Linked DNA regions of Homo sapiens: region 1 is linked to region 2. The links are chromatin loops, found by intact Hi-C in ENCODE. Cell type or tissue: ovary. All regions are shown on one strand. Links, peaks and the distances in the headings refer to the core of each region. The heading gives the core; the rest is flanking DNA. Region 1 overlaps CMIP (c-Maf inducing protein). Region 2 overlaps CMIP (c-Maf inducing protein).

The links. Hi-C counts contacts between places; a loop is a spot of excess contacts. Peaks named below come from ENCODE experiments on the same cell type or tissue, not always from the same donor. Only the 100,000 strongest peaks of a DNase experiment are listed, where the experiment ranks them.
Region 1: it touches region 2 in a loop (5-fold over the local background); 1 of 110 quality-filtered maps calls a loop at or near these places.

Annotation. Positions count from the first base shown.
Region 1 is chr16:81,456,272-81,466,283 of GRCh38, forward strand. All of the region lies in intron 1 of CMIP (c-Maf inducing protein), which reads left to right. Among named protein-coding and RNA genes, the nearest start is that of CMIP, 16 kb to the left of the region's middle. RefSeq lists enhancers at 1-105, 713-1,007, 792-1,476, 1,477-2,162, 7,501-8,040 and 1 more and a silencer at 713-1,007. In ovary, for the core only: no CTCF peak of the experiment used is centred there; no DNase peak of the experiment used is centred there.
Region 2 is chr16:81,647,432-81,657,443 of GRCh38, forward strand. CMIP (c-Maf inducing protein) reads left to right here. Exons shown (of 21, transcript NM_198390.3): 4 at 4,772-4,933. LOC105371362 (a long non-coding RNA gene) reads right to left here and starts at 726. Exons shown (of 4, transcript XR_007065138.1): 1 at 641-726. RefSeq lists enhancers at 5,105-5,164, 5,274-5,998, 5,999-6,724. In ovary, for the core only: a CTCF peak has its summit at 3,974; DNase peaks (open chromatin) are centred at 3,860 and 5,083; H3K4me3 peaks cover 2,037 bases; H3K27ac peaks cover 2,821 bases.

The sequences.
Region 1 (10,012 bases), core at 3,913-7,912, 190 kb before region 2:
ATTCTCAGACCTTTAGGCGTGTGCGCATTTCGTCCTCTCATCAGCCCCGTGAGGCGTTAGCAGGGGAAATGGAGACCTCAAGAGTTCAAGGTTACACAGCTGGAACCCAGGCAGCCTAACTCCAGAGCCAGTGGCCTCCAGATGTCACGACGAGTCCCTGGTGGGGTGTGAGCACAGGAACCCTGGCAGCAAGGGCCGAATCACCAGCAAGGCAACAGTAAGGATAGTGAGCACTTACCCAGAACCTGTTTTATGCCAGACACTACTAGAGCCCTTTGTGCAGATGTACATTCATCTAATCCTCACGATGCCCCTGCGAGGTGGTGCTGTCATTGTCCCCCTTATACAGATGAGCAAACTGAGGCCCGGAGAGGAGAGGTCCCTACTTACCCAGCTTGTAATTGTGGAGCGAGGATTTGACCCCAGGCTGTCTGGCTCCAGAGTATCACTGCCTGTGGCTGGTAAGCAGAGTTTTGGGGCTGCAAAGCAGAATGTCAGAAAGGCCCACAGTGGCCAGGCTGGCTGTGAGCTGAGAGGAGGGCCTTGTGGAAGGGAGAGCGTGTGGACAGAGCAGAAGGGTCTACCCTGACTGCACTGGGGCCCCTTCCGGGAGCTTCCTGGGCCAGCTTCCTGCAGACCCATCTCCGGAGGAGCCGTGGCAGAGGATCGCTTCTCACCTGCCCTCGTTGAACCTGGGGTGGTCACCTCAGCCTCCTCGCCTGAGACCACCTGACCCTGCAGAGCGCTCTGTCACAGCCGGTGGTGAGGACTGGATCACAGTGAGCACGAAGTTCAAAGTCTACTGTGGAGCGAGCGTCCCGCCCTGTCTGGCTTCTGGCCTCAGCTTCCCCATGCCTCTGACCTTTGGCACACGCCTCTTCTTTCTGCTTGGAACCCCTCCGACCCCCCCGCCAGTCAGTGGTTTTCCAGGGCTACCTTCCCCAGTTGGAGCCAGGGCTTGCTCCCCTGTGGCGCGGCACCACCCCAGCTGGGCAGCCAGGTCGCCTTTGCCTCTTGCCTTCTCCACTCCACATTTACCTCCCCTCTCTTGTAAAAGCAAAACTGAAGCCATCATACAGGGCTGACGACAATCTTACAAAATCAAGAAGAAAAAAATCCTCCCAGAATCCCACCACCTGGAAATCACCCGTATTAACCATGTGGGGTGGAGCCATCTACCCTTTCTCCTAAATGAGTGCGTGTGGCATAGGTACACAGGGAGCAGGAGGAGCTTTTATTCTAGGTTGGCCTCCACCTGCCAGGTGCTGGCCCACTGCTCCCCACAGTTGTAACAACCCGTGATACGTAACAAGCAGGCTCTGCCACATGTCCCCGGGGGGCCACATTACCCCTGGTTGAGAACTGCTGTGTTCATTCATTTAATCATCACACCTACCTCGTGAGGTCCCATTTTCTGGAGCAGGCAGGGGCTGCCCGGGCTGGCATGTGACAGAGCTGGGAACTCCTGCACCGTCCCACAGTCACCTCGTCTCTTCAGAACTGGCCCACAGGAGGTCTGAAAAACAATGTGGGGGCCTTAGGAGCCCTGTCCCCATGTCTGGCATGGTGTGGGGCCAAGAGCCGGTGGGCCACGGCACCCCAGGCCCCCAGAAGGAAATCCCAGCTGGCCTGGGCGTTGGCAAGCTCCCCCCTACCTTTGATCCCTCCCGACTGACCTCCCCCTCGCTGTCCCTGCCTTCGCCCTGATGACTCAGGACTTCAGAGATCTGGGTTGTTGAAAAGGGGAATTACATCATGCCAATAAGAGAGAGGGGGAGAAATTAGCATTAGAAAGTTTTGGCGTAAGGAAAAATGACTTCAAAACCTGCTTCTTGTGCCCTGTCTGAATTGAAGCAGGTTTTTGGGGGAGATGAGGAAGTGGGGAGGAGAGGGGATAGGGACCCTGGCTTCTCACCTCTTCTAAAGAGGCCTTCATCTGTTTGACCCCAGACCCATCCACGGCTGGGCAGTGGGTCCCTCTCCTTTTTATAGCTGAACCCCATCACCTGGAAGGCTATTAAAAAGCAAGGTTCTGGAGTTGGCATGCAGGTTCTACCCGCAGGCTTGGTGAAGGGGGGTAGGGGTCAGGGAGCACTGCAAAGACGAACAGTCTGGGGTTCTTCTGTTGCCCCCAGTGGTAAGCAGGGCACCCTCTCTGGGCCAGCACAGCCCTGGCTGGGGGCATGACTAGAGGAGGGGATCCCGGCTGATCTCAGTCCCACTGGCCTCCACTGGGTGCTCCTGCGTAGGGCCCTCCCTGCTCAGCCATTCTGGGAAGCTTTGCTTGAAGGGGATCAGGAAGGAGGAAACCCCCTGCCTCCACTTTGAAACCCGCACACTGTTTCCCCATTACGTCTTGCAGGGAGGTGGAGGCGTTAAATCCCCTGCCTGCCCAGGTCAGTCCTTCCCTAAAACAGGACAGTGATCGGGCAGGTTGATTAGGAGGGCTGGCCAGGCTTTTTGATCCAGACATTTCATATGAGGCCATTTAACCAGTGGTGTGATCCAGCTCTCAGTTTCCTCATCTGAAAGCTGGGGATATAAGAGTAGCCACTCCCTAGGATAAAGGGGAGAATACATGGAATTCTGAGAATAAAGGAGAGAATACATGGAAAGTACTTAGTAGAGTGTGGACACGTGGCATGTGCTCAACAGATGTTTGCTACCATCATCATCATCATCATGACCCCTACCATTACTGTCATCTCCGCTGTCACCATCACTGTCACCATCACCGTCACCGTCACCATCACTGTCACCATCACCATCACCATCACCATCACCATCACTGTCACCGTCACCGTCACCATCACTGTCATTACTGTGGCTACCGCTTCTCTTGTGTTGGGTTTGCCACCTGTATACCTTCCTGCTTCCTGCAGGACTGTGAGCTTGAAGGCAGGGTTTGGGTCCGTTTTTCCAGGAATACCCGATGTCAATAAAGGCCTTTGTCTGTTGCATGGTGGGGGACCTTGGCATCCAGGCTGTGAAGGGACAGGAAAGTCTCACAGTTTTCTTGGAAACCTTCTGGTGACCTTGGAGTCAAGGGAAGCTCTTCTTGGGTGTGCCCGTGGCCCTGTGCTGTGACCCTGCGCTGTGACCCCGTGCCGTGACCCTGCTCCGTGACCTCGCTCCGTGACCTCAGGCACCATTATTTGGAATGGGCTCTCAGCCCCTGTCCTAACCCCAGCCACCAAGCTCCCAACCCAAGCAAGATGGAAACCCGCCGTTGGGAGGATTAAGATATTATTGGTGGTTTTCACCTCAGCTTTCAGCAGCAGTGCTTGGGAAATAAGATTTTGATCTCGGAAAATATGATTTAAAAACAGAATTGAAAGTCGCTTTTATTTTCTAAACGATATTGCCCCTGACGCATGCACTGCCTCTGACTGGTGGCCTCCGGTCTGAGCACACCCGTGGGGTAAACTGCGTAGCAATTCCAGGGGTGTGCTCTCTGGATTTTATAGACTTCCACCCCAAGCAGGCCCTGCCTTTGATCCCCCACTCGGGTCTGCAGTGACAGAGCACCTGCTTTAGACCAAGCCCAGGAGGCTGCTGCTTCTTTGGGGAATTGTCTTAGCCTTTCCCACTCTTAGGAGGTGGCCTTGTCAGATGCCAGCTGAAGGGGTCTTCTTCCTCCGAGCCCTGCTGGGCTCACCTTTGAATGCCACAAACCAAACCCATGGACCAAGGGGACTTTGGCCACATCCCAGTGTCCCCTCCAGTGGGGAAGGGAAGTTCCTTTCCTTCCTGTTGTGTGAGGGCTAGGGGCACTGAGTCCCCACAAGGCCTCACCATGGAGGCTCTGAGAGGTGAGGTTTGGCTCCCCTGGCCACCCCAGAGTCAACACAGGGCCTGTGTGTTTTTCTTTGCCTCTGGGCCCATGTTCTATTCTTTCCAGCCTTTGCCTTGGAAACCCCACCCTCCATTCTTTTCTGCTCCCCTGCCTTCTGGGTGGGTCTGGCCAGTGGAGAGCCTGGGGGAGATGGAGGATGGGAGGAGGGTGAGTGGGCTATTTATTCCCTCCTCCCTTTTCCTTCGGGTTGCCAGCGGTTGCCATGGGTGGGTGGCGTCCCTCAGCCACTCCTGCAGTCATGTCACTCCCTCTACCCAGGTTTTTCTGTAACTGCTCCTTCCCCTGCAGTGTCAGGCCCAGGGATAGAAATACATGGGGGAGAAATGAAGTGACTGCTGTCCTGGTTTGCCCAGGACTGTCCCAGGTTTTTGCAGTGAAAGTCCTGTGGCCCAGGAAGCCCCTCAGTCCTGGGCACACTTGGACGGCTGGTCACCCTAGGTAGAAAAACCATCTTTTGTGCTTCCCCTGTACGCTGCCCATGCCTTAATATATTGTCCTTTTGTGAAAATTTCCTCTGCCATCTGTTTCCTCCCAGGACCCTGGCTGATGCACCAGGAGCTTGAGGAGATGGAGTGGTGTTCAGAGCCTCTTCCCTTTAGAGTTCAGAGCAACCAAATGGGCATCATGCTGAACGTGGGAGAAACAAAAGAATCTCTTGCACTTGGACTCTTTTCTGAAAATTTGCCCCCTGCAAAGCAAAATGGTGGTGGTGATGATGACGGTGATGATGGTAGTGGCCATTTCTTTGCCTACCCACTGTGGCCTTGTTGTGAAGAACTTTGATGCCCTGTTGTATGTGATCGTTATGACAATCCTGTGAAGTTTTTCAATGATGAAGGAAACTGAGGCTTAGAGAGTTGGAGTAATCTGTGAAGGCTCAGGATGGGCAAGAGGTCCCGCCCAGGTTTGAGCCCAGATGCGAGGTTACCACGCTTCCTGGTGAGGTGTTTTACAACTAAGGCCAAGCCAGGCAAAACCCATTGTTCTGCAGCTTCTGGCTTGGATTGGGTGTCTTGTTGAGTATGTGGGCAGTGGATCTGATGTTTTCCACTTCCTCCCATGTGGCAGGGCTGTGTGCATGGAGCATGAGGGGCTGGCTGGGCAGACAGCCTTGATTTGACTGAATTCAGCCATGGCCCATGTTGGAAAATGTTAGCCTATTTTTCCTTCTCCATTTGCCCCTTCCCCCTTTTTTTGTTTTTATAATTAGAATCAGAGCCAGCCATAGTTGGAAGAGAACTTGAAGTTCATCTAGTTCTGGGATGGCAAATAAGTGACACATGTGCTGCCACTCCTCATTGCCTTGACCGTGGTAGACATTGCTAATCAACCCTAGCGTAATTAGTCTTCCCAGTGAGCTCAGAGACAGCCACTAATAATCAATTGTTGTTGGCATGCAACGGGGACCCTATTTGCCATTCTTGATGTAGCCCAGCTTCTTTCACTGCATAGATTAGGAACTTAAGGCCCAGAGTCGTTAAATGACCCTCAAGGGAGCCAGTGGGATTTTTTTGAAGCCTTCTCCACACCAGGGTGTTCGCTCTTAAGAGATGATTTTGGGTTAAACAAAGTGTGGTATAGAGGAAAGCACCTGGGTTTGCAAAGCAGTGCCTGGATCTGGGTTCACATCCCAGCAATGCCTCTTGTTGCTTGTAACTCTGGGTAGATCACATGAGTTCTCTGACCCTCATCTTGGAAACTGAAATTCCCATCCCTACATCCCAGGATTGTGAGAGTAAATGACATGGTATATTTATCCAACATTCAGCAGTATGTGCTGGGCACCGTTCTAGGCATTGCGTGTTGCGGTGAGCTGCATAGGCAGTTCTCATGGAGCTGGCTGCCCTCATAAAGATGAGGCTAGTTTTCTTCCTCTTTCCTTCTCGGAAACCCATGGAACTGTGTTGTCATCATTATCTTTTACTTCTCTTCTGTCATATCCACTTAAATTTTGGTCCATTTCTGCATCCCATGACTTGCTTTGGGAAGTGATTTATTTTTTCTTTCATTCCTGGTCTCATTTCCATTCTTGTGTCTGGGTGGATGGTCAGTGAGTCCTTTGTCACAGTCACCAAAAATCAAAATGACAGACTATTCCCTGCTGAATGGATGTTCTGGGGTACTGGGTCTAGATTTGGGAATGACATACTCCCTTTGAAAATGTGCTGAAAGCTATGGATCCTTGGGCTGGCAAAATGGTAAGACAGAGCAGGGCTTATAAAACTTAGCAACTATGTGTTTTTTAGCATCCATAATATAGGCATTCTTAGGGATTCATGGACACCTCCCTCTCTAGGGCAATAAACCAGGCTAGGGGGTCAGTGACGCTTCCCCAGCAGGAAATGGAGCTTTGCACAGAAATAAACATGTAAGTGATAAAAAAAAAAATGTTTCATTAAGTAGAAAGATCAAGGTTTTTATTCAGAGTTTTGCTCCTTTGGCCAGGTAAGTGTGGGGCTGGTCCCTGCAGCGTTTTCTGTACTTGCTTGAGCTGTGTTTAGTCTTCTTGGTTATGGTGAAATATTTTTTCTTTTATCCCAGTCTGGAGTTTCAAGGTTGGCACTTCTTGCCCCTAAAATGTTTGTTTTAAGATTTAGAGCAGTTCTTCACTCTCTGATAAGGTGTAGTGCATCACTGGAGCTGCGTTGTGATTGAGTCCGAGGGCTGTTCTGCTGGAATCAGGCAGATGGTGGCTCACTGCTCAGCTTTGCCCTGGCTCTCAGTGTGACCTTGGGCTGCCTCACCTCCCTGACCTGTAAAGCAGAGGGACAGAGTGACCACAAACCCTTGATGACCAACGATTAAAGAATACTAAGCATGAGAAAATATGCCCAGGGAGTATCCACAGAGGCAAAGGCAGTCTTGGCATTTGAACGCCTGGAATTTGGGAAGTATGGATCCTTTACTGAGTCTCTATCATGGAGGCTACCTGGCAAATTCAGCTGATGTGAATGGAGCAGTGGACGATGAGTGCAGGTCTAATGGGCTCCTTCCTTCTGGATACCAAGGACTTCACCTTCAGCAATGGTAAGCAAGCACCACTAAGAGAAGCTGAGGGTTTTCCTTGGTTGTTAACATTTTAAGGACCCCAATAAACAAGTTTCCTCATTGTCTTTGTTTCTCCCCAGGTTGGCTGGCCCCGATCTTTAGCCACACCCTAGAGCAAAACGTCACTTAAATGACTAGAGAGGGACAGAGTTCCTTGGGGCCATTTCAGATTTAGACATGGAATTTTTCTGGGATAATTCCTTTGCCACTGAATTTTGCATTTGCATGTTCTAAAGCCAAAAAAAGGAGTTGAACTTTCCCTTTTGTTTGCTTCATTACTCCCACTACGTTTGGCGGGACGGCGGTTGTGGTTTTTATTCTCAGATTTGTTTTTATGAGCGTGCTGTGCGCATGGAGTCCTCTCTCCTCCCTGAGGATTTTGTAGGACGATTCAAGCCGGCTCTCTGCCCAGCTGGGTACCGATTGCCAGGGCTGGACCGGGTGAAATAATGGAACCTGCCATTTCTCAGGCACCTATGATGTGCCAGGCACTTATTCAGCCCCCTGGGTGGGCAGTGTCCCCGTGTTACAAGAGAGGGGACAGGTACCCCAGGCCCTTGGCCTCCAGGGTCACATGGCTGTGGGTTGTGGAGCTGCGATGCAAACCCAGGTCAGGCCGACTCGAGCTCGTGTGTCTTTTCCTAGGCTCCACTGCTTTTCCTGAGACCTCAGGGGACTTCCCAGGTGTCCTTTATGTGCCCACTCTTGTATGGTTCCACCTAAGGAAAAATGAAGTAGGTGTTGGTTGGACAACAAGGCAGGCCTTGGAGAGTTCTCCTTCATTTCTCCTGCCCCTCAGCCTCCTTGCCAAGCTTGAGTGCAGCCAGGATTTTCCTAGTCCCTTGAGTTACCTGGCCGGGGTGGCTTTTTCCAGGCAGCCAGCTCAGGGAAGAAGCTAGGGCTCCATCCACCTCACCTTTGTGATCTTCTGAGGGAGCCGCAGCCAGTGTGTAAGGGAAGCAGGGGTAGAGACAGTAGCTTTGTCATTAGTCTCCGCATTTCACAGGTGAGAAAAGGAGTCTCCCAGGGGAAGTGGCGTGGGCACAGTGAGAGGTGGCTGGCTAAGCCAGAGCTCTTCCTAGTGCCAGCACCTTCCTAGAATTAGCTGTGAGACTGAAGAGAGGAAAGATGACATCTGGTCACAGGCTCCACATCTGGTCCGATGGGGCAGATGCCTTGATTTCACAGTTGGCGAAACTGAGGCCCAGGTAGAGAGACTGCCCCAGTCGCTGTCCCTACCCCGGTACAGCATGCTGTTTTCTCACTTTGTCTATTTGATGATGCAACCAGGAAAATCTTGATCAGGGAAGAGTGAAGGTCTCATTCATTCATTCATTCATTCATTCATTCATTCGTTTTGGCAGCTGAAGTTCTGAGGTTTTAAAAAAATTTTTTTATTGTGGTAAAATATGCATAACACAATACTTATCATTTTATCCATTTGTAAGTGTACAATTCAGTGGCATTAAATACATTCACAGTCACCACTGTCTACACCCAGAACTTTTTCATCATCCCCAGCACAAACTCTGTACCCATTCTCTCCTCGTCCCAGCCCCTGGTCACTGCTGTTCTACTTGCTGTCTCTATGAGTTTGCCTATTGAAGTACCTGAGCTAAGTGGAATCATACGGTATTTGTCCTTCTGTGTCTGGCTTATGTCACTTAGTGTGAGGTTTTTACGTTCCCCCCATGTTTAGCACATGCCAGAATTTCCTTCCTTTTTAAGGCCAAATAATGTTCCATTGACTGGATAGACCACATTTGATTTATCCATTCTTCGGTCGACAGACACTTGAGTTGTTCCCTTGTTGGCTGTTGTGGGTAACGCTCCTGTGAACATTGGTGCAAGTATTTATTATCGCCCCTGCTTTTGGTTCTTTTGGATATACATCTACGAGCGGACATTTATTTTTTAAAGATGTTCACCCCCCTTACCCATTACATAAAGAACTCGGGTTTGTTGTAGCACAGTTAGATAACGCAAATAAACAGAAGAAAACCAAATCCACCTAGAATGCCGACAGCCAGAGATGATAATTAACATTTTTGTAGGGTGTTCATTTGCATGTGCCGTTTTTTCCATCCATACTTGATGATGCTGTACCTGGACAGTCTTTGGTGTTGTGGGCTGGATCTTCATTTAGAAACATATATAAACCAGGCCTGAGGCCCTGCTGTGGAGGGAGGGGATGCCAGCTGGACTTTCACTACCACCAGGTTGCGTCCTTGATAGGGGCAGGATGCACCCCGTGTCTGACGCTGTGTCCTGCTGTGCTTGCTTCCTTTTCCTGTTCTCTGTCCCCAGACTGGACCCCGTACGTTTGTTACCAGTCCCTAACACTCACTGTCCCAAGAAGGCTGCCTCGCACAATGCCTGGTTGTGGTTAGTGCTCAATAAGTATTTGTTGAATGAGCTAATAAGAAATGATCGATTGAATGAACGAATGAGAGAAATTCCCCAGCGAGCTGACCTTGGGCCTGGCTCAGCTGAACCGTGAGAGGGCCTCTCTGGCTCGACCATTTCGCCTGTGGTGGTGACTGGGCAGAGTGACCCAGCACGGTGAGCTGTCCTTGCTGTCACCTGTGGGAAAGGCAGGGGTTGTGCCTGTGGCCCTGGCTCAGACAGCAGGGCCCTGTGAGTTCCCTCGCTCCAGACCTTCGCTCAGGGTCTTCTGGGTGTCAGGTGCCCGGCTGAGGGCTGGGCTGTGGGGTGAACCAAACACAGCCCCACTAGAACACCTTCGTTCCAGTCGGGGAGACAACCCTTGCAGAGAAGAAGCTGGTAATTTCAGGTGGCAAGAAGTCGATGATGAAAAATACATCCTTGTCCTTTCCTTTTTCTTTTCTTCTCTCTTGTTTTCATTTGTTTTTTTTTTACTTTTTATTTTGTCTTATTTTTTTGAGGTAGGGTCTCGCCCTGTCACCTAGGCTAGAGTTCAGTGGCACAATCACAGCTTGCTGCAGCCTCAGCTTCCTGGGCTCAAGTGATCCTCCCACCTCAGCCTCTCGAGTAGCTGGGCCTGCGGGTGTGTGCCACCACATCCAGCTAATTTTTAAATTTTTTGTAGAGATGGGGTTTTGCCATCTTGTCCAGGCTGGTCTTGAA
Region 2 (10,012 bases), core at 1,940-5,939:
GTTTCACCGCATGCTATAGTTCACCAACCCTGCTCTAAGTCAGCCCCTTTCTGTGAAAACACCAGGTCGTGTGCCCAGCCACAGAACAGTTCCAAGGCCCCTGTGTACTCCCCACTTCAGAAGAATCCAGTGGCCTGTGGGGTCCATGCTAGACAAACCACCAGGCCACCCACCCCACCTGGCAAAGCGCACTCAGCAGGAAGACCATATTGCAAAGCTGAGGGCCAGCCTCCAGGGAGCCTGGAGCAGGGATTCCGGAGGCGTCCCTATCCCAGCTCCACCATGATTCATCACCTGATGAGCTCATCAGAGTTCCTGGGATGAGGCATGCTAATTTGTCACCTAGGGAGGAGGGACAGGGCCCTGTTGATCCTGGACAGGCCTCCCTCATCCCTGTGGCCACCCTGACCTGGGGCTCAGAGCCTCTTCTGGGAACAGGGGCCTGCCTGCAGCCCGCACCCACAACGCCGTAGCCCACCCTCCCCCCGCACCCGCAGAGCCGTAGCCCACCCTCCCCCCGCACCCGCAGAGCCGTAGCCCACCCTCCCCCCACACCCGCAGAGCCGTAGCCCACCCTCCCCCCGCACCCGCAGAGCCGTAGCCCACCCTCCCCCTGCTGCTTCCACCGCCTTCTGGTTACCTGGCCTCCACTCTCAGAGCCTTGTGGATCTTGTTTCTGGATCTTGTCCTTGTGTCACCAAGCATTCTTGACACTTCTTCAGGATCTCTTGGCAAATCTGATATCCTCTTCACCCGACCATCGTGGCCCTCACTGATGTGATGGAAAGAGCTTTGCAGTGGCCAGAGCCAGTTTTCATTCCTGAATTGTCCCTTTCTAGCTGCTTGACTCTGGGCAAGTCTCTTGACCTCTCGGGGCCATGATAGGCTTCTGTGCACAGAGAACACCAACAATCCTCTGGCAGAAGCTGCAGCTGGCCACCCCCTCAGCATCGCGTGAGGGCTGCCAGCTGTGCACCATGAACACCTGTGACCCTGCAGAGCGCATGCTTTTTTCTGGCTGTGGGATCACTTTGGCCTGGGCACACGGCAGTCAGAAGCCCTGAAGAGTTGGCCAGGCGCAGTGGCTGCCGCCTGTAATCCCAGCACTTTGGGAGGCCGAGGCGGGTGGATCACGTGAGATCAGGAGTTCAAGACCAGCCTGGCCAACATGGTGAAGCCCATCTCTACTAAAAATACAAAAATTAGCTGGGCATGGTGGTGCACACCTGTAATCCCAGCTTCTTGGGAGGCTGAGGCAGGAGAATCACTTGAACCTGGGAGGTGGAGATTATAGTGAGCTGAGATCTCACCACTACACTCCAGCTTGAGTGACAGAGCAAGACTCTGTCTCAGAAAAAAAAAAAAAAAAAAAAAAAAAAAAAAAAAAAAGCCCTGAAGAGTTTAGGGAGCTAATGGACAAATGGCCAGCTCCCTCACTCTTTAGGAACGTCAACTCTGAGTGTGATCTGCACTGTCCCCTAGAGCCCCCAGCAGGAGTGAGCCCTCATTGCCTATATCATGTGCTTGACAGTGCCCTGTTTATTGACTGTCTTCTCTTGCCCGTCTCACTTCCCCACTCTCCCCACCAGTATTTCCTGCTGTTCCCTCTCAGATCAGTAAGCCATTTGCACTCAGTCCCTTGTCTCAGGGTCCTCCCTATGACAAGCCCCCAACTCATGGGATACTGTGAGGATTGAGTGGGATAAAGCTCATAAGAGCTAGCACTGTGCTGGCACATGGTATGTCCTCATGAAATTTTAGCCCTTGGTACAAGCCCTGGGATCTTCTGGCTCTGAATACAGCCTCTGCAGACTCTCCCATGGATGCCTGTGAGGCAAGGGCTTGGGCCCTCCCGGGAAAGCTGTTGTCCTCCCCGCTCCAAGGAGGGGAGCTGTGGATGAGCTGAGGCTGGGTGTACCGACCCCGAGGGCTCGTGTCTGAAACTGCGTTGGTGCCAGCGTTGCCCACTGGGCCCTGCTATGCCTCAGACTGGTTGCCTCTGCATCTTGAGTGGCATCTGTGTGTGGAGAACAGGAGATTGTACTCATGGCCACCCACCTCAGGGCTGGTTGTATTTTGCAAGTTTAAATGAGACTTCGCTGGAATGATGTTCACCAAATATTAATGGTGGCTATTTCTGGGTTGTGGGATTTTTGAGGCCTTTTAAAACTTATCCTCTTCTTTGTGCTTTTCAGTACAGTTTAGATTTTTTGCAATGAGCATGCATCATCTTTCGCAAAAGAATGAAGTCATTAATCTTTCAAAAGTAAATAATGTGCAGCTGATCAGAAGAGTCCACTTAGAGCCCAGACTCCATGCAAATGTAAGACACGGGTGTGGATCGCTGTGGTTTGCTTTGGGGCTTGATATAGGGTGGATTTTGTGAGATCATTTCATGGTCTTTTAAAAATTAAACAATTCTCTGGGTACAAACTAAAACCACAGACTCTGAGGCTCAAAGGAGCATTCATCCTCTGGAGCGGGTAGGGTTCTTGCTTCAGACATGTTGGGTTTTGCACAGATATTTCATCGTGCTATTCAGGCAGCGTGTCCTGCTCACAGCACTAGGACAGGGCGGCTTTGGTTGACAGTAACTAGGAAGGAGGCTGGTTATGGTTCCAGAGACGCCTCAGTGGACTGGGTGCGTCTCATCGTTAATGAAGTTCAGCCAGTAGTCACTGTCACCATCGTCAACATCAACTGCATGTTTACTCTTCACTGTACACTCACCCCCGACAACTTGTCACGCGTTTCTTCCTGTCCTCGTAGGGTCTCCAATGGCTGGCAAGTGAATGTTCCTGGTCTTTCCCCTCCCGCTCCCTGGGGAATGCTGGGCTGCCCTGGCCTCCTCTGCTCTGCTGGGCCTATGAGAAGAGCTGATCTCTTTCTAATTCTTGATGTGCAATGGGTGAATGGGCAAAGAATAGTAAGACCAGGTGCTGGAAGGAGGAAAGAAAGGTGGGCAGGTGGGTAGATGAAAGAACTAGAGAGAAGGAGAAAGAAGGAGCAGAGAGAGGAGAAGGGAGAGATGACGGGAAAGACTTGGGGTGATGGGCGGGGGGAATGAAAACCGTCTTTGGTGTGAGTTCATGGGGGCGACACCAGTGGCAATGAGTATATCAGAGGCCCCAGAAAATCATGGGGTGCGGGAAAATAATGGAGAGGAGGAAGATGGGATGCCGTATTGGCCTAGGTTTTACGTTTCATCTCCTTCAGTTTTTCAAGAGACAGATTCAGTCTCAGCGTTCCTTTTTGTGACTCTTGGCTGATTTATCTGGACTTGACTTTTGAATGCGGCTCCATAGAGTGGACCACATGGGTCCAGGATGGGTCAGGGTTACAGATTGAAAGAGGTGCCGGTATTTTCCATCCTGACTTACAGAACAGGACCCTAAGGCTCAGAAGGTGAAAGTTTTCTAGGAAGAACCAGATCTTTCCGACTCAGGTCCACCTCCCGTCCCACCAGTGTGCCTCACCGACAGAAGTAACCGTTCCACTTGGCATGGAATGTGTCCCTCAGATACTTCCTTGATAGCGGTGGGTCCCTTGACCACTTGATAATTCCTAGCTCAGAAACTCAGCGGTCAGGGAGGCTCTGGCAGCTTCTAAGTTTCTGTTTGAGCCTTAGCAGTTCAGCAAGGGACCCTCCTCTCCCCCCTCCTCTTTCTGACTTTGGCTCAGAGATTGTGACATGTCACCCCAGCTGGCTGCTGGCATGGTAACACTAAAATTAGGCTCTCCCTAAGGAGCAGAGCACTTAATGAAGGAGTTCATCCAGTTAGAAAGTCTCTCAAGCAGGCCGGGTGCATGGGGCAGGCAGCTGCAAAGGCGGGAGCCCGGGCGGGGGTGGAGGGAGTGCTTGGCCCAGACCTCCGCCTTCCGAGGGCCTCCGTTTCCATGATGTCAGAGAGGCGGAACTAACTCTGCCTCAAATCCAGGGAGGCAGCAGCCCCTGTCCCAACCGCTCTCTGGCTTCGACACAGCGCCCAAGCAAAGGTGAGAGCACTCTTGTCTTCCTCACCAGGTGGATGCGGAGGGCAGCGCTGGATTTCCCGGGGGAGCATTCCAGGTTTAGTCCCTACCTGGCCGGAGTCTAATTCCTGGCCTTAATCCTGTCTGTCATGTTCCCTAGCTGACTACCTGTCTTCAAGCGACCTCTTGGGATTGACATAGGCGGAAACAGTGCCTTCAACTCAGAGAAAGCCCCTTTGTGGACTGACCATTCCCACTCTTACTGCGCTTGAATCCTTGGGAAGTGAGTTTGGCAGAAGATACGATCTAAAAGAGAAGTCTCCCCCTTTTCTTTTTGAAGTCATTGGAAACTGTGTGGAGACAGTATAGTATGGTGGTGAGGGCACTGGCTTGAGAGCCCGAGCACATGTTTCTGTCTCAGCTCTGCCAACTCTAGAGCCCTGGGCAGATTTTCTAACCTCTTGTGTACCTCGGTTTCTTCATCCTTTTAGCAAAAACAAAAACAAAAAAACAGGAAAAAAGAAAAAGGTAATCTATCAAGGATTATCATCAGGGTGAAGTGAGCCTGTGTGGGAAATGAGTCTAGTGTCAGGAGGCCTGGCTGCAAATGCACCCCGTGACTTTGGATGAGACCCTTCCTCTCTCGGGGTGTCAGTTTCCTTATAAACGGGGACTGGGCCAAGTTGTCAGTTTCTCAGGGCCCTTTACACCCTAACCCATCTGATTCTTTGATTGTCTTCCATCTTCTGCCTTCCTTACGTGAGTAACATGTTGCTGTCTCTTTATCTCTTTCAACCAGAAAAAGATTTACAAATATAAGAAAGTGCTGAGTAACCCAAGCCGCTGGGAAGTTGTCTTGAAAGAGATCCGGACCCTGGTGGACATGGCCCTGACATCCCCCCTGCAGGATGACTCCATCAACCAGGCCCCACTGGAAATCGTCTCGAAACTGCTCTCAGAGGTAAAACCCCTCCCCTGGACCCCTTTACATTGTTTGCCTTTCCCTCCACCGATCACCGGCTCCATGCCAAGCAGCAGGCGCAGGCAGAGCTCCGTGTGGGCTGTGTTGTTGCCCTGCTGCCGAAGGAGGTGAGCAGTTGCCCACCCAGCCGTGTGTGGGAGTTGGGAGAGGGAGGCTTGCCCCAGCTGCTTGCAGCTGTGCTGTCTGGGGATTGTAGGCACCGAAGAGGAGGTGTTGCCCCGTGCAGTGAGAGCCAGTAGTCCCATCCCCATCTCTGTCTTCCCCTAGCAGTGGCCCACATGAGCTCCAGGGGTCCAGGGGGATTCAGCTTTCTGCCCTCGTCACCCCACAAAGCCTGTAGATGTGCTCTGTTTAATTTAAACACCATTTTAAAAATCAGGAGATTTCACAGTACAGTGGGAATTTCCAGGTTCTCTTTAAAAACAATCAGAAAATCCAGCCGCGGTTTGCAGCTGGTGCTACCTGATGCCACCCGTCGGCTGGGCCTCCTGTGCCATCTGCTTTGCTGGCCTCCTCGCATATTGAATGTGTGCTTTGTGCCAGGCACCATCTGGGAATTCAAGCAAAGACAAGCCCCCTACCCCCCTGGAGCTTGTGTCCCGGCAGGGGAGACAGGCAGTGAACAATGAAACTCATCAGCGAGTCTGTCCCGCTGTTGGTTAGGCAGAAGGCGCTTCGGAAATGTGCTTCTTTCTGTTTTCTGTTTCAGGTGCTATTCTAGGCGCTTTACAAATATTAATACTGCTCTCGTTTATTTGCTCACCTGGCCCTCTGGGAACACTGGAGTTGATGACTCCTGATTTAAACTGTGCACAGCCACCAGACTGATGCTTCTGTCCCCCTCCCCTGACAGTGATACCCCCGGTCCTGAGTCTCCCCCGTCAAGCTCCCATGCAAGTGCCTGGCTGCCTGGAGCCCTCCCCTTTCTCTGCAGGCCCACACTGGCCGCTGCCCGTGGGACGGGGCCTGGCACCGGCCCTCCGTGTCTGTGGAGTAGAGAAGGTCCCTCACTCCAGGAGGAGGCGAGGTGGGAGGTAGAAAGTAGGTGGCAGTGACAGTCTCAGGCAGAGGGACAGAGGTCAGAGGTGTTGTCCTCAGTTGGGAGACCAGCATCGTTCCAAGAGGAGTAAAAACCCAGGCTGGGAAATGAATCACAGAGTGGCTGGAATTCTGAGCCTGGGTGCTGGATGTCCAGCTCCAGGTGCAGACTTCTCATCTGGAGAAGGGGTCCCTGCTCACCTGTAGTAAGCCAGGCAGGTGCCAGGTGCCACCCAATCTGGAGTGCAGTGGCGTGACGGCTCACTGCAACCTCCGCCTCCTGGGTTCAAGCCGTTCTCCTGCCACAGCCTCCCAAGTAGCTGAGATTACAGGCGTGCGCCACCATGCCCAGCTAATTTTTGTATTTTTAGTAGAGACAAGGTTTCACCGTGTTGGCCAGGCTGGTCTTGAACTCCTGACTTCAAATGGTCCATCTGCCTTGGCCTCCCAAAGTGAGACAGCCTCTCTTTTAAAACTCACATTCTCTCTGAAAGATGGGCCTTTCTGTCTTCACTTCACAGATGAGGAAATTGAGGCCCAGTGATACTGAGTGACCTGCCCAACTCACGTGGCAAGTTTGTAATGGAGCTAGAAGTTCCACCTTAGAGTTGCCAAGCGCTTTTGAGACCAACTTGGCCACCACTTCAGCGCCACCAGGCTCAACCACCACCACACCCTTATTAAATCAGGGCAGTGCTGAGGGCAGCAGACGTGCCCCATTGCCGGCCTCGGGCAAGATTTTTTTTCCCCTCTCAGATGTGCTTCAGGTGACCGCATGACTGTTGGCCTTCACATCCCTCCTTGGGCTTTATTATTATTATTATTATTATTAACAATGGGGTCTCACTGTGTTGCCCAGGTTGGTCTCAAACTCCTGGGCTCAAGTGATCCTCCCACCTTGGCCTCCCAAAGTGCTGGGATTATAGGCATGAGCCACCACACCTAGGACCAGACACCTGGCTGAGGGTGCTTCTTGGGCTTTAAAGTAAAAATCTCAAAGGCAGCTGACCCTTAAGTGCTAGGATGGAGGAATAAAGATATTTAAAGTAGGAAAATGGAAGAAGTTTCCATGTGCTTTGAAGCTACTGTGTCAGGCAAGGAGTCAGCATTACTCACCCTACTTTACTGAAGAGAGCTGACATTTAGGGACAGAGCTGGGACTCCAGCCCAGGCTGCCTGACCCGGCATCCACTCATGCATGCTCTGCAGTGGTCAGTTTGATGGCCCTTAGACCTCCCCAGTTTCTCCCAAGGACCCTGCAAGGTAAGTATTAAAATGTATAGAGGAGTAACCAGGGGTGCTGAGAGGTTAAGTAGCTTACACAGGGCCAGTCAGATTAAGTGTTGGGCCAGGACCCTCGCCCGGGTCTGCCCAGTGATGAAGCTTATGCCCCTGCACATAGATGTGAGATAAACCCGGGTTGGTAGAGACTTTCTGGCAAGTATGTAACTATGGAGATGAAGAGTGAGAAACCGTGTTGTAGGGTCGGAAGGACCTTGTCCTGCCCTCAGTAGCTGGGTGGCCTTGGACAAGTTGCTAGGCCTTTCTGTGCCCAGTTGTTTTCTGTAAATTGGGTCTGAGACGAGTACCTATTTCACAGAATTGAAGATGCGATCCTCTCATATGCATAAAGTGCTTGGCACTGTGCCTAACTTGCAAGGGCCTTTGATACATGGCCACATTTTCATTGTCATAGGAGATGTCTGTGGTCTGAACCCCGTAAGCACCTTCAGCCAGGGGTCTGGAGCTAGTAGCTGGAAAAACAAACATCTGCCTTCGACCTCCGTGCCCTGTTTTGGGGCTGGGTTGTTTCTCTGTTCTGTTTGCCCAAGTTGTTTGCAAGGCCTCCTCTGGAGAGGTTCCAGGCATCACCAGACCAACCAGAAGGTGGAAGGATCTGGAGGGAGCAGGCAGAGGGGCATCGTGGAGGGAGCTGCTAAGGACGCAAAACAGTTCCGAGAAAGAACTGTCCGTCCACCAGCAAAGCAAAGCTGGCTGTCCCCACCCTCCCAGGCCTTTGTTGAGTTGCGTGTAAAGTGGCCGCTTAGCTCGAGAGTCAGGTGTTCCCTCTAATGCAGTGGCTATTGGTGGACATGCTCTACCAGGGGTGGAAAATGGCCCTGGGGGAGAGAAGGCTCCCTGTAGAATGCATGGGCTGTCCTGTGACTGGGACAAAGGAAATGATGTCCGTGGTCGCCAAAGCCTTCCTGGAAAGGTGCGTGGGTGGCGGCGAGGGATGGATGTGTCGAGCTGCCCTTGGCAGCCCAAAATAAGGAACTGCTTCTTGGATGGGTGGTGGAGCACTGTAGCTCAGTGGCAGGAAATATAGACTTTAGAGTAAGGACAGACGGGTTCATATCCTCACTGCAGCCCCTATTACCCTGCGCCTGCTAGTCACTGCATCCCGTCAGTCTTAGGCAGCTGATCAGTCAATGGGATAGTAGAGAACCTGTCATAATCAAAAGAAATTGGTGGCATGAGCAAAACAAAGCTCTTACACAGTGCCTGAGGCATAGAGAGCTCAGCAGTCATAAGGAGAGACCAAGGCCAGGCTTCTCCCCGAAGCTGAAAAATGACTGATAGTTAATAATCTACCATAAACAGGCTGCTCAAACTCCACTCATATCCACTAAAGAAAAAAAGCGTGTTCAGATCCAAAAAACATCCTTTCACATGCCTGCATTCTAGGTATCTTGGGTCCAACCTCACCTAGGTCAGGACGTCTCATGGGGACCGGTAGAGACTCATGTTGTTCATTCAGATGCTGACCTGGCTTCACGGCCTCCCGCAGCCCTCGGGAGCCAGCTTATTGGGCAAAAGCAAATTCATAGCTCGCAAGCTTTTCTTTTGCCTTGGCTTCTGTAAACACATTAGATACCCCCATATGCCTTAAGCCTGTCCAGGTGGTGGGAGCCATGGGGCTCTGTCTAGAACCAGAACAATCGATCTTGCCAACACTGTTCAAATGAGAGGTCTCTTTACAAGCAGCCAATGTGGCTCTTTTAGGAAATACGAATTGGCACCACTGTGTGTCCACCAAAACAGACAAGCAAAGCAGAACACACCACGAAACTAGCAAGAAAGAAGGGCGGGCACTTCTGAGTTTTCCTGTGATTCCTTGTTTATGGCACAGCCGTCTCTTTCCTTGTTCAAGTACTCACAGATGGCGGCACAGGTCGAGCATCTCTAATCGTGAAACCTGAAATGCTCCAAAGTCCAAAACTTTCTTTTTTAGAGACAGTCTCGCTCTGTCGCCCAGGCTGGAGTGTGGTGGCACAATCTCAGCTCACTGCAGCCTCCGCCTTTTGGATTCAAATGCTTCTCCTGCCTCAGCCTCCCGAGTAGCGAGTACCATGCCCAGATAATTTTTGTATTTTTTGTAGAGACGGGGTTTCACCATGTTGGCCAGGCTGATCTTGAACCCCTGGCCTCAAGCAATCCACACTCCTCAGCCTCCCAAAGTGCTGGGATTACAGGCATGGGAGCCACCATGCCTGGCCAAAAGTCCGAAACTTTCTGAGCATCAACATGACACTCAAAGGAAACGTTCATTGGAGAGTTTCAGGTTTTGCATTCTCAGACTAGGTTGCTCAACTGGTTAAGTATAATGCAGATATTCCAAAATTTAAAAAAAAAAAATGGAAATCCAAAACACATGTTCCCAAGCATTTTCAGTAAGGGATGTTCAACCTGTAACAGTTACCAATTATTTAAGAAAAGTCCAGATTGGGAAGGAAACAGGACCCCTAAAATTTCAGCAAATGTAATCCATTCAACCTAATTATGTTTTTGCAAGTCAGTTGCTAGAATTTGAATTCAGCTAAAACATCTCGGGCCCACTCACGGAACTTCATGTTCCTTGGGAACTTAGTTTGAGAAGCACTGAAATCATATACGTGTTACTCCTAAAAGGCTGCCTGGCACAGATTAGGACTCTTGAAAGGTCTGTTTCTTTACATACTTATTATGAACCTGCCTTCTGGCTTCTAAGCAGTTTCACTTTGACGAGGGCCAGATCCT